2 separate regions of the Homo sapiens genome follow, and region 1 is linked to region 2. A link is a loop called in an ENCODE intact Hi-C map of the cell type or tissue named here. Cell type or tissue: psoas muscle. All regions are shown on one strand. Each heading gives the region's core, and the rest is flanking DNA. Links, peaks and the distances in the headings are about the cores only.

Evidence for each region. Peaks named below come from ENCODE experiments on the same cell type or tissue, not always from the same donor. Only the 100,000 strongest peaks of a DNase experiment are listed, where the experiment ranks them.
Region 1: it touches region 2 in a loop (2.4-fold over the local background); 4 of 110 quality-filtered maps call a loop at or near these places.

The regions. Positions count from the first base shown.
Region 1 is chr16:9,103,893-9,119,341 of GRCh38, reverse strand. It overlaps HAPSTR1 (HUWE1 associated protein modifying stress responses), which reads right to left. Exons shown (of 4, transcript NM_014117.3): 4 at 1-2,674. The coding sequence ends at 2,430. Among named protein-coding and RNA genes, the nearest start is that of HAPSTR1, 20 kb to the right of the region's middle. RefSeq lists a silencer at 3,736-4,030. In psoas muscle, for the core only: no CTCF peak of the experiment used is centred there; no DNase peak of the experiment used is centred there; H3K4me3 peaks cover 583 bases; H3K27ac peaks cover 2,134 bases.
Region 2 is chr16:8,880,718-8,896,333 of GRCh38, reverse strand. USP7 (ubiquitin specific peptidase 7) reads left to right here. Exons shown (of 31, transcript NM_003470.3): 27 at 593-692; 28 at 1,184-1,303; 29 at 1,479-1,550; 30 at 1,694-1,784; 31 at 2,230-4,237. The coding sequence ends at 2,336. LITAFD (LITAF domain containing) reads right to left here and starts at 13,983. Exons shown (of 4, transcript NM_001395433.1): 1 at 13,824-13,983; 2 at 13,048-13,124; 3 at 11,869-12,011; 4 at 10,984-11,147. The coding sequence starts at 11,978. The coding sequence ends at 11,039. RefSeq lists enhancers at 3,947-4,176, 4,227-4,286, 4,357-4,506, 4,567-4,836, 7,576-8,418 and 1 more and a silencer at 9,861-10,000. In psoas muscle, for the core only: no CTCF peak of the experiment used is centred there; DNase peaks (open chromatin) are centred at 3,873 and 7,933; H3K27ac peaks cover 3,230 bases.

The DNA.
Region 1 (15,449 bases), core at 503-8,502, 220 kb before region 2:
CTTGTTTTTAAAATACCACACAGGTATGCAATCTTCCATGATTTGTTTTGCATCTCAGCTAGCACAGGGAAACCCTTGAAAAACCTAGCTGTCAGAAGTTTTTCCTGAGGGAAATCATTACGCTTCTACTGCTGAGCTTCATGTTTATTCTGTGCGTCGGGGAAAGGAGAAAGCAATGGGACAGAGAAGGGAAAAGTTGCGACTGGGTGACAAATTCATTAGGTGCATTTGAAAGTAAACGCAATGGAAAAAAGTAACAAATGCTAAAGTTTTCTAAAAGTTTAATGAAGCCAATAAGGCATATAAATTGTGTTCTGGCAGACATTAAGACCTGCTTTCTCTTACCAAAGAAAATGGCACGTTTTATCAAAATTTGACAATTCAGAGTAAAGGGTACTGAGATTAAGCTTCAGAGCACCAACTTAAACAAAACAACCAAAAAATTGTTATCCAACGTGGAAAGAGGAGCAAGAACCAAGGCATAAAGGGGAATTAAATATGTGTTCCTCCATCTCAAAATCCTTTTAGGAATAGGAGTTCTGGCCACTTGTGAGCAACACATTGCACCACCAAACCCCAATTCCAGAATCTAAATTTACGATAGAAAAACAAAGGTAACTCCAAACGCATGTCTTGTATATTCCAAAGGGAAGCTTGAAAGTATTCATAATACATAGGCTTGTCTGTTTCAGGTAAAATGACAGATTGCTATAATTCTTCCTGCTATTATAGTCAAACAAAAAATGACCCACTTTCGCAAAAGTTTAGAAATCTCTCACTTTCATTCCTAGTTTTAGTATGGAATTCACTTTTTTAAATAAGGGCTACATCTATAATGAATACAGAACTTCAATTCACACAACATTTCTAACATTCCATTCACATCCCACCCAGTCAATGAATGAACATTTATGGTTAACTCAGCAAAGTTTCTTCACAGAAAGATATTATTAAATGGCTGAAGAAATTGCAAACTTTAACAAAGTGCTGTGAGTAATTACTGGAAAAACCCTTACACTGATTTGCAATGGTCTTTTAAGGATAAAAATAGGAAGTAACTGATACTGGACTACAAGTTTGCAAGGAAACATTTTTCACTGTCCTACTTGATATATAATATAATAATATGATAGAATAAATTACAGTACCTGGCAGGCTGACATCAGTTCTTCATCTAAAAAAACACTATCATTCAGTTCAGGATATTAAAAATGAAGATGAAACATGCTCTAAAACATTGTAGCTACAAGAGGTCTTATATTTACTCAAAAGAGGAATCTATTGAGAACTTTTTATTTAGGTCTACCTAACAGCTAGAGAATCTCCATGCGATTCCATCTTTTCCAGAATGAGATTCCAAACTGAACTTTTTAGGAGAGGGATTGGAGGGACAGGGAGAGTTGGGTTTTGCTATTTTAAGTTGCAATCACATTATTAGTAGATAAAAAAGAGAGCTTTATCATCTTCCACCCATTCCAATGGAAACTGCACTAAGCAGGGACTCCATGAAAAATGTAAAATGATAGACTAGAAAACCTACCCCACCATCCATCTCCCTCTCCCTCTCACTAATACTGAACCAAAAAGGAAGCCCATTCTCAAAGTTCATGACCTCTCTACTTTAGGTCACCTCGAATGCAGTCTACATGTTTACATTTACCATAAGGAAAGTACCCCGCATGGGAAGTAGTGTTTGTCTTAAAACTGAGTACTTTAGGCCTACAGGGTTACTCTGGGGACAGTTTAATAATAATACTGCTACTTTAGAGCACTAACACACACAAAGTGAATCCAATAAAGCTCTGGGCATTGATTCAATATTTAGTATTAATTGCATGACCATCATAGCACCTCTTTACATCACACAATCACCAGAATTAGAAATTGATTTGAAAACTAAAAACAGGGCACAGTCCAATAATTAGAATTGCACACTGTTACTATATAGAAACCAGGTGCATGGTACAGTGCAGCTGCAAAAATGGAAGCCAAATCATGTTTTTAGACAATTTTAGGAACCTGGCAATACTGTTGAAGCAAAATACTCAACACAGCAGGAAATGGACCCAAAAAAAAAAAAAGCATTCTATAACCAAATAAACATCTGATATTTCCTTTCCCTTTGAGAATAAATACAGTTAAGGTCACTTTTAGCCTTGGAACGGATATATGTTTGCCTATGATGATCTTGCTAACGACTACACAATATCTGATGTCCTCTGCTAGGATTATAGTTTTAAGAAAGCCATAATTACAAGAGGCATCTACTATAAATACCTAGAACTTCCTTTTATGGCAACCACTATAGAATTCACTTGTCTTAAACAGTGAACAAGGGAAGATGGCCTCATGTTTCCTTTGCAATTATAGTATATGTTGAGGATCAAGTGGCTTTCAAGCAGCATGGTGGGTGTGAAAATGTTTGCAGTTTAGATCATTCTGTTGCGTTTATGGGTTGGTGAGTCTGTAATGACATCGCCACACTGGGCTGAGGTACGCTTTCTAGTTCCACCATTGTCCAAGTGGAGTGCCATTTCTTCTGATATGAAAGTGTTCAAATCGACATCATGGAGTCCATTTCTCCTTCGACTAGCATTCGATCCACTGCTTACATGTGTAGGAGAGCCTGGGGTACTCGAACGCACGCTTATACTAGCCATTGCACCACTAAGACCTAGGAAGAAGAAAAAAGGTTTTAGAGTTGCTCAATTATGTAACCCTTTTGAAAGCAACCCACTTACTTTCCATGTTGTCACAATGTCAAAGCATGTCTGCCTATTTCCTTTATAAGGGATTACTAGTAAGCAATTAAGTTTTATTCTGGATAAACATATCATCTGGCCTTGACATATATTTTATTGGTAATACTACCAATATCTACAATATTGGTAACTACCAATTACTAAAAGTTACTACGTGTCAACCACCGTGCTAGGTGTACAAATATCTCATTAAATTCTCCCATCTATGAGGTAGGTACTGCACAAAATTTACAGATAAGGACAGGAGACATTTGCTTTAAAGACAAGACATTTTTGGTTACCCAAAGTTACCATTCCAACAGACCCCTCTGATGAGTGTGTATGTGTGTGATGTATTCAGGAGAGCCAGAAATCACTTCCAGGCCTAGGTGGGCTTGTTCCAACATCCCCTCTAGATAAGGTGATCACATAACTTGCCATCCAAAACAGATTACTGTTGAGCCCGAAAAGAGTCACTGTTAAAATTTCTACTGGGACATGAGGTACAAAGTCAGTCTACCCTGGACAAATCAGGCTATGTGATCACCTAAGGTCTGGAATGTATTTGGTAGATATCCTTCAGGACAGCCTCAATCATGAGCCTCTCTAATCCTTCATGGAAGTGGGGAGGGGAGAGGGTTGTGAAGAATCCTGCTGCTTTGTTTTCAACATTAAGAGTTACTGAATCCAAGGCCAGGCGCAGTGGCTCACACCTGTAATCCCAGCACTTTGGGAGGCCGGGCAGATCTCTTCAGGTCAGGAGTTCATGACCAGCCTGGCCAACATGGTGAAAACTCGTCTCTACTAAAAAATACAAAAATTAGCCCGGCGTGGTGGCAGGCGCCTGTAATCCCAGCTACTCGGGAGGCTAAGGAGGAGAATCGCTTGAACCCGGGAGGCGGTGGTTGCAAAGAACCGAGACTGCACTCCATCCTGGGTGACAAGAGCGAAACTCCGTCTCAAAAACAAAAGAGTTACTTTACTGAATCCAGAATATACCCAGCACTCATGGATACTTATTCCTTTCCTTAAACTCTTACACAGTTAAAGAGCCAAACTTACATTCCACTCCTAAACATTCAGGATAAACCTGTGAAAGGTATGAGTCAGGCCAGGAAACACCAAACACAGTGTTGCATTTTTAAAAACCTACCGTCACTGGCAGTGATCTTCTGCCTTAGGAATTTCCCCTTCCACTATTCTCTCCTCACCTAGGGATCTGTTATTGCTTGACTATCAATTAATTTTCAAAGAATAGGACTTATAAGATTTTCAAGTAAGCTTAGAGGTTTCATTTGACAGGGGCCCATTCTTTCTAATCATGAACTCCCTAAAAATGTAGTTTAAATTTGAATTTTAAGTTGAAAAGTCTCTGCCTCCTATCACAAATCTATTACATTCCCCTTGGCGTTCCCCTCCATCAAATATTCTCTGAAATGTTCTCAAATCCATGGCCTCCACTATCATCGCACATGCTGACAATGTCCTGAGGGCCACACCTCCCTTCTGAGGTGCTCAACTCCGCACTCTAGGTGCCCCCATTCCTTTCTGCACTGATCCAACCAATCCCCCTGGCTGCTCTCCCTGCAGAAGACACATCCTCCCCTCCTGCTGGTGGTCAGAGGAAATCAAACTGTCCCTCTTCAGCCTCTCAACCTTTCCAAGGCTAGCACCTATTAAAAAATAGAAGCATTAACATGAGAATACTTCCTGTGTCAGGTACTATGTCAATTACTTCCTATGACACCTATAATATCTCCATTCTGCAGGTGAAAACCCAAGTTTAAAAGTTAATTCATCCAAGGTCAACAGGTAGTAAACAAGAGCTGGCACTCCCACCCAAGTGTAATCTATATTCCTATTCAGTTATTCTGATCCTCTTCCAAGCCTAGAGTATTTTAGCAAAAAGGTGGCTTCAGGTTGGTCCTAGGGCCAGCCTGCCTCTTAGGCCTCATCTCTTTGAACAGTTTCTCTCTCTTCCCTTCCTGCTCTCTTCACTTCACCCTTAGACCGTATCCCGACTACCAACATCATGCAATTTGCAGCTCTCTGAAATAGTGAGGCCTGCAACTATCTGTCTCTTCCAACATTTGCAAATGTCTGTCTCTCCCAACATTCACTCCCTGAGTGAGCCCACCTGTTCCCCAGCACCTCCCTTATGAGGCTCCTTCCCTGGTTCTCCTACCTCTCCATTTTAGTTTCCTGCTGGCTCCTCTTTCCCCCTCCTTGAAATTGAAACTCTCCGCTCACTCCTCAGTCGCCTTGGTGGGGTTCCCTTCTGCCCCTGAAAGGCTGGTGTCACCCTGGGTGATATCCTCAACCCCTACCTTACCCACACACGTTTCCCAAAACTAGACTAATGAGCTCAACGGCCCTCCCAGATTTCTAACTGCCTACTGGACATCTCAAACTCAACACCATCAAAAAGGAACTTCACTTCCTCTTCCCCAACCGGCACAAGCTTACTTTTAAAAAACAAAATAAACCAAAAAAAAATCTTGAGCTATCTTTCTACAGCATGGTACAATCAACCGTCTCTTCCTATAGAAAATATCTTTTCATCTCCATCTAATGACCTAAGCACAGTGCCTGGCACTTACGAATTCTGAAAAAGAATAATACTTCAAAGTCCTACCCCCTCATGTTGAAATCCACTGAAATCAAAGGTTCAACTGTTGATGTTTATTCACCTCTCCAACACCAGAAAATAAACCCAGGTGTTCTCTTCACTTAAATCATTGCCATCAAGTTTAAAACTCAATTATCCCCATTGTTGGCTTTTTTTTAAAGTTCTACCGCAAGACTAAACTTGAGGGGAGAGATGTGCCTTCTTTCATCCTAGTGTCTCAGCCTGTAACATATTACAAGGTGCCCATGTTCTTCAAAGATAACCTTTCGTACTTGTTTCATAATCCAAAAGGTAATTATTATGGCAAAATATGGGCACGTTCAGCAATAAACTGGGCTACTTCAATAATTAAAATCAAGATCCCCTTTATCATTTCAAATTATAAAAAGAATTCAACAAACCCCACCCTAATGCCCTTGTTAACATAGGAGTCTCATGGCAGCACGTTTAATACCTAACAACAAATATGGAAGGCTCAAAACACTGTATCAGAAGTGGACTAGGGATTTCAAGCAAATGTTCCTTATTGTTTCAGCTGCCATTCTCCATGAAAAAGAAGATGTGTTAAACATCAATTTGGTCAATCTGAAAATTCTAACAGCTTCTGGGAAATCATCTTTTTCTACTGGGTGTATGACCTGGGTGTTTATCTTGATAACTTTAATGTGCAATATGATCTATGACTGACTCTCATAGCAGTGAAAATATTTTCAAAGTCTGCCTACCTAATCTTCCCCAAAAAGACTTTTCACAAGGGTCAAAAATAATTAAGATTAACAACCAAAAAATGTGCATTTTGACAGCCCAAATTTTATTTTACAAACCAATGACAGCTACTAGAAGATGCTTTAGGAAACCTTAGCTAAGCCACATAAACAATCAGACCTATACAAGTACAGAAAAATCTAAACATGCTTCAGAACTAAAAAAAAAACAAAAAAAAACAAAAAAAACAAAAAAAAAAAACCAAGTTGTACGTCCTGAGGGCATACAACTTAATTTCTACAAAAACATACTTTTTCAAAAGGGCTATGAGAGTATCAATTGACAAAAGCAGAACAAGTAGCATGATTAGACAGAGAAGTCTTAATTGCTTAACACAAGATAAACTCAGCAGTTTTAAAGTGTCTGTATCCATTTTAAATGATTAGTCCAGGGGTAGAAAAGATGAGGATGGTTTCATCATACTTTGAAAAGGAAACTCCCACTGGAGCTAAAACAAACTTACAGTCCAGGTTATAAGAATCCAAGTTACATAGTAAATTATTAACTATTATTTTCATACCAAGTTCATGCTTAGGCAATAAGAAAATCCTGTTTGCAGCATTAATTACATGTAATTCAGTTTCCAGGCACATAGTTAGAGGTCACACACAGGCAGAGAAAGAACAAATGCCAGCCCAGTCATCTCACTGCCTCAGTCCAGCAGCCAGTGGCCCAGGACTTCATCTACACTGTCTATCTGCTTCCCAGCCACTTAAGCCCCACGAGGGAAGGCAAGGCAGCTAGCCCTGGAGGTGAGAAGACACCGTTGATCCACCAGCGCAGGTGCAGGGCCCTCTGCAGATTTGTTCCACCAGTGTATCTCCCATAGAAAATGGGATTTGAAATCACAACTTAAACCAAGTGGGTAATATCCTGACCGGGGGCCCTAAGAAACTGGCATTCTTGCATTGGAAATGAATTGCACTATTCAGATGCACAGCACTCCTTTTGCACAAAGTTGTGTTCTGAGGTGCCAGGACATCCAAGCACTTGCAGTGTCAATGTCGTGTTTAAGATGTACCAGGGGAGTTCAAACATTTAAAAAGGAATTCTACTAGGAAGATTTCAGTAATTTGAAGTAGATACCACTCCCCACCCCAATCTGTAAATTATAATACTGAATTTTTATTGAAATAAAGCACACTAAATCAAACCAATTACAAAGATACATGTGTCACACCAAGAAAACATTTTCAGTTATGCTGACAGCCCCAAATGTTTTCCATTTTTCAAAGACAGTTTGTAATGTCATGGGAAAATTGCTCACGACGTTAAAATGAAAAAAGCAAGATACAGTAATCATATATGCAGTATGATCTCAACTATGAAATAACTTTAATATTTATACATTGAAAAAAAGACTAGAAGAAAATGCACCAAACATTGAACTGAAGTTAATCTCTATATACTGGGATAACAAGATATTAATTTTTTACTTCTTGAAAACTTTCAAATTTTCCAAGAAATTAATCATAAAATCAGTGAGAAAATTGAACTTGAATGAATATCAAAACTGCTTAAACAAGGACTAGGCTGAGTAACCTGGCTTTGAGGCATGCTACATGGCCCTTTTCACTGCAATGAAAAAAAAGTCCAACAAAATTTTATCGCAGGTTCAAGACAATTTTGCATTACTGATGTTGGAAGCTTTATGTCCGACCTCCACAAACTTCAGCAGCTAACATCTAATCTTAATACACAGAAAATGCCAACTTCATTGAAAACTTTAATGCTATCTTAATTGCCTTAATTGTTCTTTTCAGGGGCTGGTTTGAACAAAGGGACATAATTTACAAATTCCAGACTTCACAGAAAATTCAATTAAAGATTCTTTGAAATAATTCATTTTAAGTAATTAAGAGACTGCTTTGGTGCATTAATCTCTTACATCTTAATTTCCAAAAGGTCTTTAGACACATTTTACTTTTAAACAGCTACCAACAGTTCTGTTACTTCAAGAAGATGCAGACTGCAACATTCAACAAGCATTCCTTAAGAATCTACTGTGTTCCCACACACTGCTGAGAGTGTGGGTTTCCACAGAGAAGAAAGGATTCTGAAAGGTGAATGTGTATAATCCAACAGGTTGGTTCTAATTAATTCTCTGCAACAGAAAACTGCAAGACGTTTCTTTCGTACTATACCAACAGGTTTTTGTTTTGTTTTTTGAGACTGAGTTTTGCTCTTGTTGCCCAGGCTGGAGTGCAATGGCACGATCTCAGCTCACTGCAACCTCTGCCTCCCGGGTTCAGGCAATTCTCCTGCCTCAGCCTCCTGAGTAGACAGGATTACAGGCATGCGCCACCACCCCTGACTAATTTTTGTATTTTTAGTAGAGACGGGGTTTCTCCAAGTTGGTCAGGCCGGTCTCAAACTCCTGACCTCAGGTGATTCACCCGCCTTGGCCTCCCAAAGTGCTGGGATTACAGGCGTGAGCCATGCTGCCCCAGCCATACCATCCATCAGTTTTAAGATACTTAACCAAAACATTTGTGCTAGGTGTCAAGATATACTTCTAAATATTTAGCTATAGTGATGGAAGAGGTAGAAGAGTGACACCAAAGGGGCGAGACACAGAGCTAAATACAATTAAATTTCTTCTTAAAATGATTATCAATTGTCTAAGAAATTTTATCAGGAGTGATTTGTTCTCAAAAAAATGTGGTAACTTCCTTTCTATATCACTCTGGCATGCATAGGGCCAAAGAATGTTTTGACAAACGAAAGGTACAAAAATCTGCACTTGGAGGAGGAAGAAAATCTTACTGGTTTAGGCTGCCTAAAATGAGCTTCCCTTTTCTAGGGAAAAAGTAGCAGTTTTATACTTTGGATGTGACAAATTAGTTATCTGCCTTACATTCTTCTTTCTAAAACATTCCTATCCAACCTTATACCCCTAAATCTGATTTCGAATGATTTTTTCATACGGCCCTACATCCAGTTTCTCCAAATCCAAGAATATTGTCAAGTAACTTAATGATTTAAGAGAATAAGAAGTTCCATGTAAGTCCACAGAAAGACTCAGTTGGGCAAAAAAAAAAAAAAAAAGGAGAACCCAGAAATGCAGCCTATTAATTCTCAAGGCGATGGACATGGTGCCTCAATCTGATTCCCTGGGTTTAGATACTTCACTGTCTACTATAATTCTATTAGGCCAGAAATTGCTTGAGGAGATTATTAGCTTTTTTGTTTTTTTAATCACCTGCCCCTACTCCTAACCTCTAATAAACAGTGCTTGGTATTCACTGTGTTCAGTAAATAAAGGACAATAGTAAAGGCTGCAGAATAACAATAAGAACTCCTAACACCAAATTCACAAAGGAAGCAGAGTTTTCAAACCAAAAAGGCCTCGGCAATCAACACTAAGGAGCTGCTGCTGTCTTGTAACTCACAAAGTACTGCTTAAAAAAAAAAGTTTTTTTTCCTTTATGTTTTGAAATTCTTACATTAAAGGCTAGACTGCCTGAGCATGCCTAAGTCCCCCTGTCTTTTAAACTTGTTTTAAACATGAAAGGAACTTACAATTGGGAAGATTAAAGCCAAAAAAGGCAATGACAGTAATGGTTCCCATTGGTGCCTATTATGACACCAGACCCTGCATGCTAGAGGCCTTTGAGTCTGAAATGATGTGTAACTTTACAGAGAGACAACTCAGGCCCAGTGGGGTTAACTCCAAGCCCTGCAGTCAAGAATGTCATCAAAATCAGTTTGGGAACTAAAACCAAGTGTCTGACTTTTATGGAACAGTCTGAATCAGGGTCAGCAACTTGCAGAGACCACCTATGATATGCTACGAGTGAAAGTGGGGCTTTGAATAAACATACCGAGTGAAGTCTGACTTGGCATCGGGCTCCCCACCCTAGGACCCATGCCATCTTCTCACTCGGGACCCTTTCACCTAACCCTCATGATTATACCTCAGAATGAAGGCAGACTAGATTTCAATCCAACCCTTTCCAGAGATAGCACTGGGTTGGACAGGGCAACTCTGAATCTCTCCCTCCAGTGAGGAGACAGACAACGTAACCAACTTCACTAGTCTGTCAACATGAGACAAGCTCAAGATCTTAGCAAGAGTAATATTTAAGCAGTCAAAGTTCTAAATGATCTGATCCCTCCAGTGTGATAGCTGCAATTTAAAATGTGACCCTTACTACTAAACAGGGAGGTAAAAAAGTATCCCAGAAGGCAAAAGCCACTGGGCCTTGAGATCCTTGGTCTATTTTTACAGTAAAATTGCCCAGGGGAAATGAGGGTACCCACCGGACCTGGAACCAACCAGCAATTCTCCTTTTCTTAAGGCAAAGAATACTTCCAGTGTCATGGTAGGGTAGGTAACCTGCCTGGGTTCTCATTTAATATAATGTCTTGTAAGTATATCACCTTTCACAAAGGAGACTGGCTTGGAGAAGTCAAGCATGTTGCCCAAGGTTACCGAGGAAAATAGCCTATACACAAAGACTATGTACTCTTCCTAACCAGTGAACCAGGGATACAGTTGGTCATTCACCTTTAAGTCTACTAATCCCGATTAGCTTATGGGGAAAACCTCAGAAAGAGATATAAAATTCACATCGTTTCTGATTAATTTTGAGAAGAAAAGCCTCAAGATCTTTCCCACCTCGACACCTAAGCCCTAGGTCTTAGTGGGGGCGACGTCGTAGACAGAAATCCCACATCTAAAAATGTGAGAGCATAGTGGTTAAGGGTATGCATTTTGAGGCCAGGCATCATGGCTCATGCCAGTATTCCCAACACTTCGGAAGGTCGAGGTTGGGGTATGGCTTGCACCCATGAGTTCGAGACCAGCCTGGACAACATGGCGAAACTCCAACTCTACAGAAAATAAAAAATCAAAAATAAATATATTGAAAATTAGAAATTTTTTTAATTAAAAAAAAATTTGCATTTTGGAGACAGGACTGGAGTATCTATTCTACCACTTACTAACCTGCTCCATATCTTAGCCAAGTAAGGCTTTCTTCATCAACAGTGTTAATAACCCAGGGTAGGTGTGAGGATTAAATGACAACCTCCTTAGTGTGATGCTTTTACAAAGTAAACACTGAAAGAGTAGGTTTAATGGTTATCACCCTAAGGTCCCATGGAAGTCTCAGTTGTTCTAATTCAAGATTACCATGTAGCACCCTAGGCAAACAGGTTACATTATTCCCTGATTGTAGCTATCTGGGGATTGTAATCCTCAACCCTTTCTAGAGGTTCTGGGTCCCCACTGTGTTGTATTCACTTAGCAGACCTCTGTGATAACCCCAGTGGTAAACTCAGACTACACCTATGTCAGGTTCTTTGCTATGTTCTGTTAAAGCCAAAAAAAAAAGGACCAAGACAAGGTCCCTGCTATGTGTCCCGAGGAGAATGGAACAGTCACAGAAACAAATCAAGCAGCAGAGCAAATGCACAGTTCAGGGAGGCTACAGAGATTGGGAGCCCTGAAGCAAGGCTGTGTCACAGAAGTGAGGTATGAACACGTAGGGGCTGGACTTGTCAAAGAGCATAGAGGTATTCAAGAGATAAACAGTATGGGTAGGATACCTAACCAATGGTTAAGACTGGATCATAAGGGTCTTGTAATACCATGCTGAATTTGGACTTCACTGTGTAGGCCCAGGGAAACTTTAAACCATGAAGTGACAAGACCAGAAAGATCACTCCAATGGTCTCATGAAAGATGGACTGGCAACAACAGCTCAGGACTGGAAAGTGAGAGCTGAAACATTAGGCCAAGAGCCCAGGCTCACCTCCTCCAGAGGGCCTGCCCTGAGCACCACACAGCCGGGCTGTGCTGTGAAACATCCCTTTCTGCTCTCAGAAGACCTTCCACATACCACATTCATGACGTGAATAGAAATTAACCAAATCCATATTTTGCCTCAACAGAAAAAGGAATCGCTCTATGTTTATGTATTTCCAGAGACAGCACCGAATCTGCCATATAGAGAATGTGCTGAATGGCTCAATGGCTCAATGAGTCATTCTGCTGTTGGGGCAGAAGAATGAGTCCAACCTGAAACTTCATCTGAGATAAATGCCTGTGGGACAATTTGGAGATGTACACCGGAGGACAGTGGGACATGCCATCTGGCAGTCAGGAGAGAAGGTCTAAACGAGAGGTCCAGATTTGGAAGTGAAGACATGGGAAACGTAATCTAGGGCAGTGACAGGGCCTGAGGACAGGTCAGGCAGGCCAATGTGGCAGAAGAGAAGCCAAGGTAAGGAGAAGCTCTAGAAAAGGGATGAACAGAGGACCAATGAGAATGGCAGGCAGAGATCCACAAAGTGATCCAGAAGATTTCTGGTCTCAAGTATGCTGTTTACATAAAAACGAGTTACCAGTTGTTGGTATTAATTCAACTCTTGGGAAATTTATAATAATGTTATTTTATAACATTATTATAGGATAACAAAGCAAGACAGAAATCAATTTAGCACATGCATGTTTATCTCTTTAATTCCTCTGTGAATCTAACATACAGATGACTAGGTCCCATAGGACACAGGAAAAAAAGCAACATGTTGCGAACAAGTGTCAAAATAAAGCACTGAATTAGTCTTTAAGCCTTGCTAACCACTAATTGAAGTAGCTTTGATAAAAACTATTTGAGGCCAGCACAGTGGCTCACACCTGCAATCCCACCACTTAGGGGCAAGCAGTGAGGCTAAGGCAGATCACTTGAGGTCAGGTGTTCAAGACCAGCTTCGCCAACATGATGAAACCCCATCTCTACTACAAATACAAAAATTAGCTGGGCGTGGTGGCAGGCGCCTACAATCCCAGCTACTCGGGAGACTGAGGCACGAGAATCATTTGAACCCAGGAGGCGGAAGTCGCAGTGAGCACTACACTCCAGCCTGGGCTATAGAGCGACACTCAGTCTCAAAAAAAAAAAAAAAAACCTATTTGATAACCATAAATTGATATGCCTTACTTTTTTTTCTTTAAATAGGGAGAGGGTTTCACCATGTTGGCCAGGGTGGTCTCAAACTCCTGACCTCAAGTGATCCACCCACCTTGGCCTCCCAAAGTGCCGGCATTATAGGTGTGAGCCACAGCACCCGGCCAATTGATATACTTTTGATTAAAGCTGTTTACATTAGTCTCTCCCACTAAACTGGGTTCCCAGGCTTACAAGGGCAATGACTGGGGATCTCATTCATTGTCATACTCTGTCTACACGAAATATTCAGCAGGTGTCAAGTCTGCCATTTTCCTTTAAATTAAGAACACAGTTATTTGGTTGGGCTGTATTTGATGGGGGTAGGGGTAAGGAAGGGGAAAAAAACTGAGGGAAAACTGTCCTCTCTTAAATACATAGGACATGAAGAGGAACTGAGTTTGCTTTCATTATAAACTCAAGCCTGCCTCAAAATACCAGATTCTTTTCCCATGTCCTTGTGCTTGCCAAACGCATGAATTTAGACTCACCCACAATGTAAAACTCCAAAACCTTCAATTTGGCCTAACTTAGAATTCATAAATTTGGCTAAGCAAATAATATGCAAGAGTGAATTGTGACATTGTATTTACCCTAACTATGGTGTTTCCAAATACATTTTAAAAGAGCACCTTAACAGTTTTCACTTCAGACAAATCAGATAATAAGGACACCCAGTTGAAGTCACTAATCTATGTTACTAGTTAATAATGGCCCTAGTACTAGAACCATTCAAATTACTTTCTTTAAATATTCAAATTAAACTACCATTCTCCTTAATACACTGATGTTCTCACAAACCAGTACAGCACAACTCAGTATAATTTATGTTTCTGTAGATTCTTTCAAGGGGCCCTATTACTTCACCACAACACTGTCTTAACCACATGAATTAGAGGTATGAACCCTAAGAGTAAGAATGCATTCAGTCTCCAATCTATACTGGATTAGTGCTACATTATAAATTTATTGAAGGTAAAGATCATTTTCTTCCTAGACAAAGCCTTATATTTAAGTTTTAAAGCCTCACAACTTAAACATGTGAAAATTATAAACAGTCCCTTCAACTGTATCATTGCTTAAAACTCCCAAAGTTCAGGAAAACAATAAATCACAGGTGGAACAGATTCAATATGAGAAAATGTAGTGGGAGTTGGAGAATACAGTTTTTCGAGGGCAGAGGGGGCTGGCTTGCCCTTTTTACTATTATGTACACTACTACTACGTTAAGATAACAAGCATGGTTTTTATGTTTCTTAAAACTATCTTCTAAAATATAACAGTAAAACAGAGTAAAAAGATACCTTAAGAGAAGCATGGAATGACCCACAACCCTCTTAATAAAGGAAGAAAATCACAATACTTAAGGAGAGACAACTGCATCAAATATTACCATGCGCTAAAATTAATCTAACAAACTATGTACACCTCTAGTTAATTGTTTTCCCAAACTTTAGGGGGAAAGATGTGAAACTCTCTAATTCAGCATAAACAGATCAATCCCATTTTTGCCTGAGCTTCCAAAGTTCTGACAGCCTAACTATTCCACTGTGTCAGGAACAGTGTGCAGTCTTAAAGTACTGCATCCACACAACCTGAACTTTCCTGCAATTCATGTTTTTGTTTTTAATTGTCCTAAACACTATCAAGGGAAAAAACAACATTGGGGTTTCAGGAAAGAACTACGGTTTGCCAGAGAGAACAAGATCTCTACAGGTATTATAAAGTCTCAATGATTCAACGTCTATAAAGTTTCTTTATATGCCACTATTTCTTAGTACCTTACCAGGTTACTTTGTTTTAGATGACCTGTACTATGGCCCAAAAATGTTAACTTTCAACAAGACTCATGGCCAGGCGCAGTGGCTCACACCTGTAATCCCAACACTTTGGGAGGCCAAGGTGGGCGGATCACCTGAGGTTGGGAGTTCGAGACCAGCCTGACCAACACGGTGAAACCCTGTCTCTAAAAAATTAGCCGGCGTGGTGGCACATGCCTGTAATCCCAGCTACTCGGGAGGCTGAGGCAGGAGAATCGCTTGAACCCAGAGGTAGAGGTCGCGGTGAGCCAATATCGCGCCAATGCACTCCAGCCTGGGCCACAAGAGCGAAACTCCGTCTCCAAAAAAAAAAAAAAAAGAAAAAAAGGATTCATGACCTAATTACTTCTACCTGCTTAGCCATCTGCGTGATCCATCTTTCCATCATGGTTTCAAGCAAGTCTTATTATTCTGTTGCTTTTTTTCCTACAGCAGTATTCAATGCTGTCACACAGGTTAACTCTCCCAGCTCTATTTGGAAGTCTGTATTAGACAGCAACAAGCAACAACAGACTTATCACTGACTACATTTCCCGGGTTT
Region 2 (15,616 bases), core at 1-8,000:
AATTCCTTGTGGGAAAGGTTTATGCAACTTTCGGAGGCCCAGTCTGTACATCTCTGTGCCCAAATGTGGCCATTTCCACTTTGTCCAGCAGAGCCCTTTAATCTTATGCTTCAAGGGGACCCCCTCTCCGTGCCTTGCCTCCGGTCTCTGTTTCTGATATTTCAGATCCTCTTTAAAAAAAAAAAAAAAAAAAAAAGCTGGGCATGGTGGCTCACACCTATAATCCCAGCACTTCGGGAGGCCGAGGCGGGCGGATCACGAGGTCAGGAGTTCGAGACCATCCTGGCTAACCAACATGGTGAAACCCCGTCTCTACTAAAAATGCAAAAATCAGCCCAGTGTGGTGGCACGCACCTGTAGTCCCAACTACTCGGGAGGCTGAGGTGGGAGAATTGCTTGAACCCGGGAGGCGGAGGTTGCAGTGAGCTGAGACCATGCTGTTGCACTCCAGCCTGGGCGACAGATTGAGACTGTCTCAAAAAAAAAAAAAAAAACATATCGTGGTAACTTTATTTCTTTCTAGAAAACCATTTTATTTTTATGTGAATATATATACTTCATTTTGCCCTATTTTTTTTTCCTCTCTGTTCAGGCTGCTAGAAATTGTAAGCTACAAAATCATTGGTGTTCATCAAGAAGATGAACTATTAGAATGTTTATCTCCTGCAACGAGCCGGACGTTTCGAATAGAGGTATCTGTCCCCGATACTGTTGGCACCAGAGAGAATTCATGAGCCCCATCTGCTGCATATTTAAATATCACAGCAAGTTGTACAAGTAGCTTGATTTGTGTTTTTATACCAGTAATCGAGGTATATGATTCCATGAGTGGACCTACAGTGTTTTTGCACAGAAATTAGTCCTCAGTTTGGGTTACCAACCCAATCCAGACAGAAACTGTGGATCACTTGAATTTAGAGCTGTTGACATTTCCACAGGAACTGGGATAATACAGTATTTGGCCTCTTAAAATTCAGTTTTTTGGGGGAGGGGGAAGAAACTTGGATATCTTCTGGCTGAGACTCCCATGAGTGCCCATCACTCTGGCTGGATCCAGGTGTGGCGTTTTTTTAGCAAAAATAGGCTTTACCCTCCGGGTTAGAGTAGTGTGAGAATTGAGATGTGGACACTTTGACCACATCACTTGCACTTACAGAACTGTGTCTGTTGTCCGTGTCCCCAGGAAATCCCTTTGGACCAGGTGGACATAGACAAAGAGAATGAGATGCTTGTCACAGTGGCGCATTTCCACAAAGAGGTCTTCGGAACGTTCGGAATCCCGTTTTTGCTGAGGATACACCAGGTATGCTGTTGTGGTTGGCCGAGTGGCTCACGTCAAAACCTGGAGCCTTTGAGTGGCCGCTGTTGCCGAATCTGCGCTCCTGCTGGGGTTAGGCGTTGGTTTTGGCGGCTGCCACGTGACGTGGCCTGGGGGTGCTGGGAGTGACTGTGTGAGCACATGTCCTTTGCCATTCTAGGGCGAGCATTTTCGAGAAGTGATGAAGCGAATCCAGAGCCTGCTGGACATCCAGGAGAAGGAGTTTGAGAAGGTGTGCAGCTGGGGCCTCCTGGGGGCTTGGCGGGCCATAGGCTCAAGCCTTGCCTAGCGTAGCGGCCTAGGCTTTTTTGCCAGAGATGTGAGTTTTGCTGATATACAGAAATAACGGAGGAGTTTTAATTTTTTTTCTTTTAGTTTAAATTTGCAATTGTAATGATGGGCCGACACCAGTACATAAATGAAGACGAGTATGAAGTAAATTTGAAAGACTTTGAGCCACAGCCCGGTAAGGGTTCTCCCCCCCCCGGGGGCTGGTGTGGGTTTCAGACTAAGAAACAAGTGGTCTGGGGCTGGGAGGGGCAGCCCCAGGGTCAAGTGCCAGCTCCTCTCTCTCCACTGGCCGACCTGTGGAACCAGGAGCAATAGCATTCCATAACCTACGAGTTCTTAACAGGTCCTTACATCCTTTGTAACCTGTGAGATCTTCAAGGAGAGAAGCTTGGATATGTGTGCAGGGTGATTGAGACTCAGGGTTGTGAGGGCAGTGGCTCTGAGGCGCAGTCAGGGTGTGGGCCTCCTTAGCTCCAGGTGGGCGTGTAGCTCAGGTCCTGGCTTCCCTGCGAACTTACCCCTTGGGGAGCCACAGGGATGCATGCCTCACTGGCCACCACCCCGCTGAGGGGTTCCAGGGCTGCTCTGTGGCCTCACTTGCTTTTCTTCATCCCCACCAGGTAATATGTCTCATCCTCGGCCTTGGCTAGGGCTCGACCACTTCAACAAAGCCCCAAAGAGGAGTCGCTACACTTACCTTGAAAAGGCCATTAAAATCCATAACTGATTTCCAAGCTGGTGTGTTCAAGGCGAGGACGGTGTGTGGGTGGCCCCTTAACAGCCTAGAACTTTGGTGCACGTGCCCTCTAGCCGAAGTCTTCAGCAAGAGGATTCGCTGCTGGTGTTAATTTTATTTTATTGAGGCTGTTCAGTTTGGCTTCTCTGTATCTATTGACTGCCCTTTTTGAGCAAAATGAAGATGTTTTTATAAAGCTTGGATGCCAATGAGAGTTATTTTATGGTAACCACAGTGCAAGGCAACTGTCAGCGCAATGGGGGAGAAGAGGTTAGTGGATCGGGGGTCCCTGGCTCAAGGTCTCTGGGCTGTCCCTAGTGGGCACGAGTGGCTCGGCTGCCTTCCTGGGGTCCCGTGCACCAGCCCTGCAGCTAGCAAGTCTTGTGTTTAGGCTCGTCTGACCTATTTCCTTCAGTTATACTTTCAATGACCTTTTGTGCATCTGTTAAGGCAAAACAGAGAAACTCACAACCTAATAAATAGCGCTCTTCCCTTCATTGTGTGCATTGTCGGCCCTTCCTCGGGTTCTCCTCCTCCAGCTGCCTGGGGGCTTTTTAATAAACTTGTCTCACCTCGTCAGCCACTACTGTCTGCAGCCCCTTTGCAAAGTGGATGCACTGAATACAGTCCGGACAGACATTGTGGGGGTCTTTTTATTAAATCAAGAACATTGTTAAATTCAATTAAGGTTTACTCTGCTGCCTTGGCAGACTTACGATCTCAACAGTTCATACGAGCAGGTGAAAGGATTATAAATAGAATTTCGTTAAAGTGGAACAGACGACAAGAAAGCCTTTTAGCAAGAGGGCATGCTCACTAGTGGTTAGTAAGCTGTCGACTTTGTAAAAAAGTTAAAAATGAAAAAAAAAGGAAAAATGAATTGTATATTTAATGAATGAACATGTACAATTTGCCACTGGGAGGAGGTTCCTTTTTGTTGGGTGAGTCTGCAAGTGAATTTCACTGATGTTGATATTCATTGTGTGTAGTTTTATTTCGGTCCCAGCCCCGTTTCCTTTTATTTTGGAGCTAATGCCAGCTGCGTGTCTAGTTTTGAGTGCAGTAAAATAGAATCAGCAAATCACTCTTATTTTTCATCCTTTTCCGGTATTTTTTGGGTTGTTTCTGTGGGAGCAGTGTACACCAACTCTTCCTGTATATTGCCTTTTTGCTGGAAAATGTTGTATGTTGAATAAAATTTTCTATAAAAATTATAATTCAGTGAGTTACGTGGAAGTGGAGGAAGATTTCTACTCTCCCTGGAAACAGGCCTGGGAAACCTTGGCATTTGTAACAAGGTTTCACTGAGATGTACTTTTCCTTCTAATTCCGTTTTGCGGGGGCAGGGTCTCTTGTTTCTTTTTTTTTTTTTTTTTTTTTTTAGCCTCTAACTAGTCACATTTACTCTTAAGAAATGAAAGGTTTTCCAGGAGAGAACTGTGTACAAATAAGGTGACTGGAGATGTGACCTGATGTGTCACGAGGCCCTTCGGGGCGGCAGGCGCTATCGTGGGCGTGGTCCTTGCACCGTCCCATCGGCCTTGCCTTCCAGCTCCGTGGCACGGTTTCCTGGTCTTTGGGCCAGTGTGTACCTTGGAGTGACTTCCTTTCTCAACTTCCACTGCAGTGTGTGTGCCTTCTGCTCTGAGAGCTGCCTTGTGACCCGTGTGATAGAAAGCAGGGAGTGAGGGTCCCCGCGGACCTGGCCCTTCCCTCCTTCCTCCCCCAGAAAGAGGAGTTAGAGCAGGGGTGCGAGAGCCGTTCGCTGTGGGTTTGTCTTTGAACAAACATTAAGGTGTCTTGTTTTTGTTCTGGGCTGGGGGTTGGCTGTAGTCTTAGGTAACTGAAAGTTCCTACTCTCCCTTAAGGTATTAAATGACTCTTTTTCCAAAGAACGTGTTGTAATGTTTCCGTCATCTGCCGCGTTCCCTTTTCCACTCACTCGCAGTTACAGTGTCAGGAGTTTGAGTTTGTTAAACTGGTTCTGGGGAGACAAGCTGAAATTTTAAAGAAAGAAAAATGAACTCCCCTTCTCCGGCCTCACTGTAACCCCTGGGACTATTGTGTCCTCTCCCTCTGTGGGGTGTGGATGCCATCTGTTGACAGCATTCGGAGTCTTCACAGCGGGGAGCCCTGAAAACCACTGCGTGACAGCAAGGGCCTGCGGTCACAGTGGCCCTTCCCACGCCCTCACACACAAGAGCAGCGAGCTGAAGCAGTCTTGTTTCAAAATGAGAAGAGCAGCCAGGCGCGGTGGCTCGTGCTGTGAGCAAAGCCCAAGGGAGACACTATGGGACCTGGCAGAGTCCCCTGCAACGTGGGTGCCTTGACAGGGCGAGAAGCCACGTCTAGACACCATCGCTTCCTGATGGAGGCCCTGACCCAGCTTCTCTTTCACCAGACGGCAAGGACATTTGGCGTCATACATAACATCACTCATTTGCTGTGAGGCAAATGTTTATGGTGCCAGGGATGGAAATTGTGAGTAGTTTAAAGTCTTAACTCTGAAACCACCTTCACAGTTAAAGCAAATGCGATAAAACCTATAGCACCTGGGCCGGATGCGGTGGCTCACACCTGTAATCCCAGCACTTTGGGAGGCTTGAGATCGGTGGATCACTTGAGGTCAGGAGTTCAAGACCAGCTTGGCCAGCATGGTGAAACCTTGTCTCTACTGAAAACGCAAAAATTAGCCGGGCATGGTGGTAGACACCTGCAGTCCCAGCTGCTCGGGAGGCTGAGGCCAGAGAATCACTTGAACCCAGGAGGCAGAGGTTGCAGTGAGCTGAGATCGTGCCACTGCACTCCAGCCTGGGTGACAGCGTGAGGGAGACTCCGTCTCAAAGCCATAGCACCTGAAGGTTCCTTGAATTACTAAGGTGAGGTGTGTAAGTAAGACATCTCTCTTGTGGTTTGGGCTTAGGCTAGGGTCAGAGTTGGTAAACTTTCTGTAAAAGGCCAGAGTAGGTATTGTGTGATGGTCTCTGTTGGGACTCTCAGCTCTGCCAACATAGCATGAACGCAGCCACAGACAACAATTGAGTGGCGAGGCTGTCCCCACAAAGCTTTGTTTTTAAAAACCCCTTTTGTAGGTTTACCAACCCTGGATTGCAGGGAAATGATCTGTCTTCATGGCTTGCTATAAGGGCCTCTTGGGCCAAGAGAGCTTCAGATTAGATAGCCGAGTCACTACCTCCTAGTGGTGTAGGTAGGTCCCCTGGGGAGGAGGGGAGTCAAGATAACAACCAGACCTTGCCAACCCCATTGGACTACATCCCTAAGACTTTTGTGTGAGGGAGTAATGGGTAGTGTTTCCGGCCAGCCTTGCTACCACCCTGTCCTCACCCAGTCGTGTTCATCAGAACTTTGTCGCGGTGGAGCTTCTGGCCACCTGTGGCTATAAAGCACTTGAAATGTGGCTTAAGTGGCAGAGGGGGTTGAATTTTAATTTTATTCTAATTTGCACATGTGGCTGATGTCTTCCTTACTGGGTATGCAGTTCTAACAAAACATTCCCCACCTCGGGAGTTACAGTGACTAACTCGAGGGCTGTTGAGTGCTGCGTGAAGCACAGGCGTTGGAGTGGGCGTTCTTTATGGCCTACTCCCTAAAGCCTTCGGGACATTGGTTTTCTGCGTGAGAACAGTTAAGGACAGACTTCCCCATCCCTGCGTCTTGGCTTTGGGGGAGATGGGTGCCTGTGCATCTTCTGCTGACTTACGTTTCGCAGCCTTTAACTGAGTGAGGCCTGGGAGCTGGAGGCCATGAATGGTCTGTGAGCAAAACTGCAGGTTCCAAAGGGAGGCCCCCTCCCATCAGCTCCAAGGGGTCACTGACCCCCTACATGCTGCCACCTGTCAATGACTGGATCTGGGGGTTCACAGCACAGTGCCTGCACAGCACGTGGACAACTTGGGAGAGGGAAGAAGTTACGGATTCAGACCACCCTTGAAGTCCAGTGCCCAGGAGTAAGAGACTGGCACCTCCTGTCCTTCCCCACCCGTACTCAGCATCACTCAGCCCTTTGAAGCTCATTGCTGCAAAGCTGGTTTTGCAGCGAGGAGGCAGAGAAAGGTGGTTAAGGCCAGCCCCTCCCTGGTGGTGAGGGTTAGTCCAGGAGCTGCTCAAGGTTCCCAGCTTGGCCTTGATGGCCCCTCCACGCCTTTATCCCACAGGGCGTGGCTCGAGGCCACGTGCACCTGGCGCATCTTTCTGCCCTGGCTGAGCTGAGAACTCCAGTAGGGAAATGGTATGGGTGGCATTGTGAGGAAGGCCACCAGCCACCAGCGAACTCTGCCCACGAGCTGGTGCCAGTGCCACACCTGCCCATTGGGCTCCTGTGAGAAGGTGGGGTGGGGGCTGTTCTGACTCTTGCCTCCGGCTAATTAGGAGGGACAGTAGCAAGAAACCCTTTGTGATAACCATTGTGCACAGTGAGCCAGCCCTGAGAGGTCAGCAGCGAGGCGTCTGGTGGCCCAAAGTAGGCCAGAACCCTGAGCCATGGGGGCTTGAGCCTTGCTCAGTGTGGAGCAGGCATTCAGACCCCCACTGGCTGCCCGCCTCACCTCCCTGTTCCAGGTAGCCCTAGCTCAGCCCTCCATGCGGGGTAGGATGGGGGCTGTCCCCAGTTTCAAATGAGGGTTCAGCAACTTGCCAAGCTCATCTGCCAGTGGTGGGCCGCCCCTCTGACAGGCCCCGAAGCTGGGGAAGAGGCCGGCCCTGGGCGTGGAAAGGGGTCAGGGAAAGGGGTGCAGGAGAAGGAAGCCCCGGCCCTGCCGTAGCCTGGCCCTGCGGCAAGGTCTTGGCATAGGAGAACCTGAGGCTTCCCTGGGACAAAGCCTCAGACACATGAACACCGAGAGGCTTAGAACAGTGGCTCAGGTCCTGTTGTCTAAGGCAGTGACTGCAGACACCCCGAGGCTTGGGTCTGGGGGTATTCCAGGGGACTGGGCCAAGGGACAGATGAAGTCCCGCCCCACTTGGCAGCCTCTCAAGACCCCAGTTCCTCTGCACCTACACCTTCAGACAGCGGAACTTGAGAAGCCTCGACTTTTTTTTTTTTTTTAATGTGTATTTTTGTTTGTCTTAGTTTTTTGAGATAGGGTCTCACCCCATCTCCAAGGCTGGAGTGCAGTTGTGCAGTCATGGCTCATTGCACCTTTGACCTCTTGGGCCCAAGCGATCTATCTGCCCCAGCCTCCCAACTGTCTGGCAGCACAGGTGTTACCACCATGCCCGGCTAATTTTTTAATTTTTTGTAGAGATAGGGTCTCCGTAGGTTGCCCAGACTGGTCTCAAACTCCTGGGCTCAAGTGATCTTCTCGCCTTGTCCTCCCAAAATGCTGAGATTACAGGGGTGAGCCACCTCGCCAAGCTGAAAATCCTGGATTTTCTATACGAATTGTCCTATTTCTAAGAGTTGGCAAGTGACGTTTTCCTAACACGGGGCAGTCTGCATCCAGAAGGCCTGGGGACTGATCCATAGAGTCATAGCAGAAGCTTGCAGCCATGCCAAGGACCTGGCCACCTCTGAAGGCACAATGGTGACTGACTCAGGCCGATGAAAGCTCTCCTGTGACTGAGGAAGACCTGGCACCCAGCCAGTCCACACTGAGTGAGCAGAGCCTGGCCGTGGTTGGACACTGTCCCTGGACTGCAGGCGCTCATGTCTCTGGAGCCATCTGGGAATCCGAGTGAAAGACAACAGTCTGGGTGGAATCAGAACGAGAGGCTCCAGCTGAACTCTGCAGATGGAGGGTTCAGGCTGTAGATGGGCCTTGCCAGCAAGACCGAGCAGCCCCCGATTGTCGCCTGCCACAGCCTGGCTGCTCTGCAGAGCCATCAAATCTCTCCCTCTGGATGGTGGAAGCCCGGTGGCTGGGCCCTCGTCCTAGGTGAGACCCTCACGCCTCACCTTGAGATAGATCCTGGATGGATGACCACCCGCCTCGTCCACCAGGGGCTTTTCTGTCTCCCTATGTTGACCTGGTGCCCGTGTCCTCATTTATTACAAATGAGAGGTTGCTTCCTTTGTCTTCAGGGACTTACTGGGGTTCCCAGGTACTAGCTGCCTAATTTGTGTCAGAAACTTCACCATCCAACCCTAAAAATCTTGCTGAGTCTCTGAAGTGGAAATGAAGGCTCTGGGGCCTGCAGCTAGTGTGGACCGGGAAGTTGTTCTCCCGATTTAGCCAGGCCTTTGGGTGGTGGCAAAGGCACAGGCATTGGGGCATTTTACTCCAGGGAAACCTGTCCCAGAACTTGTCCTTCCCCGGGGCTGGTGTGACCTAAGGACCTGTCAGCCCCATCATGCCAGGCTTTGGCCAAGATGGCTGTTGCCTGACCTGTGGCTTCCCGGAACCTCTACCTGCTGAAGACCACATGATGGAAGACAGGTAATGCTCCCTTCTATCCCTCTAGGCCTTTGGCCACAGACGTGCACACACACACACCCAGACCCTCAGCCACACACACACACACCCCCCTCCTCCAGGCCTTCAGCCACACGCGCGTACAAACATGCATTCACACACCCTTTCTTCCAGGCCTTCAGCCACACACATGCGCGTACACACATAAACACACACCCTTCCTTCCAGGCCTTCAGCCACACACACATGCACCCCTCACCTCTGTGCCTTCCTCCCTGATGCTGAACCCTGAGGACAGACCTATGTCTCCAGCGCTGATCTAGTTACTCAGCCTCAGCTTCCGCATCTGTAGGTTGGGGCAATAATGGGTCAATACCCCATCGGTGTGAGCCTTACAGCTCCCCCAGCCACATTTTAGTGAAGACGGCTTCACGTGCCCCCAGCTCCCAATTACTTCTTCCCCCAATTCTTCCCTTACTTCTTTTCTCCCCTCTGTGAAATTCATCTTATTTGAAAACATGACGAGTAGAACAATATTTCTACTTTACAAAATTTATTAACTTTTTGAGACCCTTTCACCTAGGCTGGGGTGCAGTGGCATGGTTAGGGCTCACTGCAGCCTCGACCTTCCAGGCTCAAGCAATCCTCCCACCTCAGCCCCACAGGTAGCTGGGACTACAGGCACTCATCACCATGCCCCGGCCCCGCATTTCAGTAGAAACGAGGTCTTGCTATGTTGCCCGGGCTGGTCTAGAACTTCTGGACTCAAGCAATCCTTCCACCTTGGCCTCCCAAAGTGCTGGGATTACAGGCATGAGTCACCGTGCCCAGCCTATTCTGCAAAATTTAAGTCCTTTAGTGGTGACACTGGATTCTCCTCTACCCCGTCGTCCCCCTCCTGACCGTGTCTGCAGGCAGACCCTGAAAGGGGTCCTATTCATCAGCTTATTTGGGGCTTGTTAATGTCCACCTTCCTCCACAGCAGCTCTGCCGGGAGTCCTGTAAGGCTGCAGCTGTACGGGAGTCTTAAGGGTTAAACCTCTTGGTGGGAGGCCAGACAGATCAGGGCAGACTTGCCCCATCCTAGCTTCTATAACCCGCCTGTCCCCGCCAGGCCCTGGGATACAGAGGCGAGCCAAGACCTCACAAACCACCTGGGGAAAGTGACACACCAGAGAGCGGGTGACCAGACTGACAGGGCAGGGGCTGATTGGAGGGCTGGACGCTGCTGGGAGCAGCCTGGGGAGGTCGGGTGGGTGGTGAGGGAGTGGCACTCGGTCCTATCTGGCTGGGGTGGGCAGGGGAGCTGGAGCCAGCTCACAGATGGCCTCAAGGGGCCCCAGGGGAAGCATGTGGACTTGGGCTGAGAGAGGCACTTTGTCGGCAGGTGTCGGGCATAGTCCGAGCAATTCCAGATCCTCACCCACAAGAATCACCGGCTCAGTGCCGGCCACTGGCTGCTGGAGAACAGCAGGAGCAGGAGAGACTCTCGATAGGGAAACCCGGGGCTGCTGCCTCCTTCAAGGAGGGGATAAAGCAGAGGAAATGAATCACTGCAGGGCAAGAAGGACAGGACTGAAGGGCTGCCCTGGAGGGGGCACTGCCACCCACTCTTGTCCCAGCTACTAGGCCCAGGAGAAGAGAGAGGAGGGAGTTACTGTGAGACCTGTTGGCTCTGCAGGGCCTCAAGCATCCTAGGGAGAAGGTTGTGGGTGGGATGCAGGAGCTGGCGACGGAAGCATCGGGTGTGACAGGAGGAGCCAAGGCCAGACCCTGAGGAGCACTGGCCAAGTGACAAACCCACCAGCAGGGGCTGGAGAGCTGCTGCAGCCCAGGAGATGGGGTCTTTGGGGAAGGGAGGGAGAGTGCCAAGGGCTACAGAGAACCCAGTCAGGTAGGAGCGAAGGAGCAAGTGCACGTAGGATGTTGCACTTAGCAACGGAGCCACTGGTCAAGAAGGCAGTGGCAGGGCCCAGAGTAAGCCCGGTTGTGGGTTGAGGTGCATGCAGTGGGTGAGGATGTGGCTATCAGGGAGAACAGGTCTCTCCTTCCGGCTGGAGTTGCAGGGAGATAGTTTTCCCAAAGAGGCAGAGGCTTGAGCTGATGGGAGGGAGCCCAGAAAGATGGGGCTGAACTATGGACTGTGGCTCTAAGGAGTCAAAAGAGGGTGAACGGTGGACAGGACGGCGCGGCCCCCACACACTCAACGTGGGCTCCCAGAGCACCAGCGGCCACCCAATCTCCTGGGCTGACAGAGCAGAAGGTAAGGACATAGACACGGGTGTGCCCAGGTGGCACCCCTGGCATTTATTTCTTGGGGGCTCACAGGCGGTGGTAGTAGAAGAGCTCGCGCTGACACACGGGACACGAGTGCTTCACGTCCATTAGGCTCCTTATGCAGAATGCCAGGAAGCAGCAGCCCAGGACGTACCTGCAGCCCCGGAGCGGAGGCTGGGCGTGAGCGGGGCCACCTCTCACTGTACGCTGGACGCACCTGGGACCCAGGCAGAGTCTGGGAGGGGCCTGGGCGTGTGTGTGTATGTTTGAGACAGAGTCTCACTCTGTATCCCAGGCTGGAGTGCAGTGGCGTGATCTTGGCTCACTGCAACCTCTGCCTCCCCTGCCTCAGTCTCCTGAGTAGCTGGGATTACAGGCACGTGCCACCACACCCGGCTAATTTTGTATTTTTAATAGAGTTAGAGACAGGGTTTCAGCACATTGGTCAGGCTGGTCTATAACTCCTGACCTCAAGTGACGCACCCACCTCGGCCTCCCAAAGTGCTGGGATTACAGGCATGAGTCACCGCGCCTGGCCCCTCTGTGTGTTTCAAAACTCCACAGCTGAGAGGTAAGAGCCATCCTGAACCCGCAAGCTCTTGGCTGCTGGTGACAGCAGCAGCTGCCGTGGGTGTCCTAAGCTGGCTGCTTTGTAGGCATCACTCACCCCTCCACTCCCTGCTGTTCTCATGGGAGGTCCCTGGGTCAGAGGGCTGCCGCCTCCTCTCAAGGAGGTAATGGCCCCACCCAACTGGCCTCCCCTATGCTTGGTCCTGCTATTTTCCCCGAAAGCTCCCCCTACCCTGCAGGGACCCACCCGGACCCACCCCTACCAATGCTCAGGCCTCTGCAGCGGCGGAGGGGCGGCCACTCACCCGAACAGGAAGAGGGTGGTACACAGCAGCCAGGTGAGGGCACCCGGGACAAAGGTCGTCACCGTGATGATGCGGTTTCCACAGTAGGGACACACGGCCTGCACCGGCATGGACGTCCCCACCACGGACATGCCGGCATACAGCTGTGGGAGTGGGAAGCGGGAAGCAGGTGGGACCCCCCGGGGCCAGGACCCCTGTGGCTTCTCAATTCCCATGGGCTGTCGGTGCTCACCTGAGATGGGGAGATGCTGGGATCTGGAGACTGGGGACCTGATATGTGGGGGTGTGGTGTGGCTCCCCCACCCCGGTTTGGAGGAAACTAAGGAAAGAAGTGTTCTTAGCTGGAAGTGGGGTTTCCAGTGGGCTCTAAGGGTGCTTTTTTCTTTTTTCTTTTTATTTTGGAGACGGAGTCTCACTCTGTCGTCCAGGCTGGAGTGCAGTGGTGCGATCTCAGCTCACTGCAACCTCCGCCTCCCGGGTTCAAGCGATTCTCCTGCCTCAGCCTCCTGAGTAGCTGGGACTATAGACATGTGCCATCACACCCGGCTTATTTTTGTATTTTTAGTAGAGATGGGGTTTTGCCATGTTGGCCAAGCTGGTCTTGAACTCCTGACCTCATGCGATCCACCTGCCTTGGCCTCCCAAAGTTCTGGGATTACAGGCCTGAGCCACCGCACCTGACCTAAAGGGTGCTTTTCAATGGTGACGTCATCTTCACTGTGCCCTCCAGGAATCTATCCAACCCAGCAGTTCTGAATCTGGAGACTGCCTGAGAATTCCTTGGAAAATTTGTTTAAATTCCCAAAACCCAGGCCCCACCTGGGGGGCTCGGCCTTCCCCTCCTCTGTGGCCTGAGGGGTGGTGTGTTTGCAGAGTAGAGAACGGGAGTCTACTCCATAAAAATTTCCTGAGTGCCTACTGTATACAGGCCCCATCCACCAGTGATTTCCCTCTGGAGAGAGATGCTTCGGTGGCCACTGGCAACACAGCCAGCATGGGAGCAGGGGCAGCTGGCCAGCTGCGGGGTCCCACAGCTACGGGGTCAGGGGAGGAGAACTTGCCAGAGGATGTGCTGTTTGGGCAGAGTCTTGGTCAGAGGTCAGGAAAGAGAATATTCTGGGCAGCTCCGAGCAGGGGACAGAAAGCGACAAGGGAAGGCCGGCAGGGGCACTCACCTACCTGAACAACTTGGGGGCCTTCAAAGTACATCTGGTGAGGAGGACCATAGGGAGGAGGGGGACCAGCAGGATAAGGATCTTTAGGAGAGAGAAAGAAAAGCACCCTCAGATCAGTGGGCTCACTGTATGCCAGGGACTTAGCTCAAAACTTAGGCCCGGATGCAGTGGCTCACACCTGTAATCCCAACACTTTGGGAGGCCAAGGCAGCAGAGCACCCGAGATCAGGAGTTCGAGACCAGTCTGGCCAACATGGTGAAACCCCATCTCAACTACAAATACAAAAATTAGCCGGGCACAGTGGCGCACGCCTGTAATCCCAGCTACTCGGGATGCCGAGGCAGGAGAATCACTTGGAAAACAGATTCTGAAAGATTCGGTAACTTTCCCAATTCCACACCAACATGGCCAGGCAGCCCCAGGGCCAGGACAGCCTCTGCCTCCTGCTGCCTCCACGCTCAGCCTCGGTTGTCTCTGGCCACGGGCAGGAGCGTCATACCTGATGTGGGGGAGTCATTAGTCTCATTTGGCGACTTCCTTGCAACACTTTAAGGGAGAGTACAGCACGTTGAAAGCCCCACTGCCCAATGGTCTCTATTGGGTTCCGTGGCCCCCTGATTGGTGGGGACAGTAGGATTTCGGGGAAGGGTGGTGAGGACTGAGGGCAGCCCCCAGCTCAGCACAGGGACCCTCGTCTCCTCTCTGCTTCCTGCGGTCTCCAGAGTAGACTTCTTCCCGGTCCCTGCCAGCCCTGGCCCCTGAATGAGGGGAGCCCTCACCCGGGGATGATTCCATCCTGGTGCTCTGGAGGGCCTCTGTCCCAGCAACAGTGCCTGGGCAGCACCGTGTTCTGAGCTCCGAGTGCTCATGTGCTTATTTCTAGGAATTCTCATGAGGAGGCCCGGTTGCCAGGAGGTGTGAGGAGCTGGGGCCACACCTGTCCACCTCTTGCTGGGCCTGGCTCCAGTAGAACAGCCATTGTGATGTGTGCCTTCACTGTGGCCTCATCCTCACTTCCTGCAGGAGGAGGGCAGGGGCTTCCCGTGGGCATGGCTTGAACAGCCTTTGGAGATGGCCCTGCTCCATGTTTCCACGGCCCCACATGGTGGGTGGGTGGGAGATTGCTGACGGCTGGGTGGGGAAACTGATCAAGGGTCTGAAATATAGTCCTGTTAGAGCCCAGCCATTCTGTTTGGAGGAATTTATCCTGAGGGAGCTAACCAGATGTATGTGAAGATCTAATTGTAGCATGTTCATGTCCTCTTAGGAATGTGGCTGGGCACGGTGGCTCACGCCTGTAATCCCAGCACTTTGGGAGGCCGAGGCAGGCAGATCACTTGAGCTCAGGAGTTTGAGACCAGCCAGGCCAACATGGTGAAACCCTGTCTCTACTAAAAATACAAAAATTAGCCGGGCGTGGTGGCACGTGTCTGTAATCCCAGCTACTCAGGAGGCTAAGGCAGAAGAATCACTTGAACCTGGAGGCAGAGTTTGCAGTGAGCCCAGATCGCGCCACTGCACTCCAGCCTGGGCAAGAAGAGTGAAACTCCATCTAAAAAAAGAAAGAAGAAATGTAGGTATGTATAGGTTCATATGTCCACACATATTCATGGTGTAAATGTGTGTGTGTTTACCTGCTCAAAAGTCCAGTCTGCCTCCTGCTTATTCAGCTTTATGAGCTTGGGCAAGGTCCCACTTTTTTCTTTTTGCCTTGAGACAGGGTCTTGCTCTGTGGCCCAGGCCAGAGTGCAGTGGCGTAATCATAGCTCACTGTACCCTCAAATTCCTGGGCTCAAGTCTTCCTCCTCACCTTAGCCTCTGGAGTAGCTGGGACTACAGGTGCTTACCACCATGCCTGGCTAATTTTTTCTTATTTTTAGTAGAGATGGGGTCTCACTATATTGCCCAGGTTGGTCTTGAACTCCTGGCCTCATGTGATCCTCTTGCCTCGGCCTCCCAAAGTGCTGGGATCGCAGGTGTGAGCCACCATGCCTGGCCCCCACCTTTCTTTAAACCTCCATCCCCTCCCTGCCTCATCTGTAAAATAGGGGTAATAAGAAGCTCATAGGGTTGTTGTGAAATCAGATGACATAACCCAGGTGAGGGGTCTGCTCTTGATGTGGTCCATGAAGCCAGCATTCTTTTTTTTTGCCTGCTTCATTTTCCCTTCATAATGAAGCCAGCATTATTATTGTAAAATGCAAATGGCTTCAATGGCTCAGAAGAGGAACTCCCAATTATAGACCTCATCCTCTGCGCCAATGGCAGGCCAAGGGCTTTACACAAGGATACAGCCAGGAAGGGCAAAGTCAGGATTAGATGCAGCTGTGGGACACCAATCTGATGCTACCCCAGATCCTTTTTTTTTTTTGAGGCGGAGTTTTGCTCTTGTTGCCCAGGCTGGAGCGCAATGGCATGATCTCGGCTCGTGGCAACCTCTGCTTCCCGGGTTCAAGCAATTCTCCTCCCTCAGCCTCCCAAGTAGCTGGGATTACAGGCATGTGTCACCACACTGGGCCCATTTTGTATTTTTAGTAGAGATGGGGTTTCTCCATGTTGGTCAGGCTGGTCT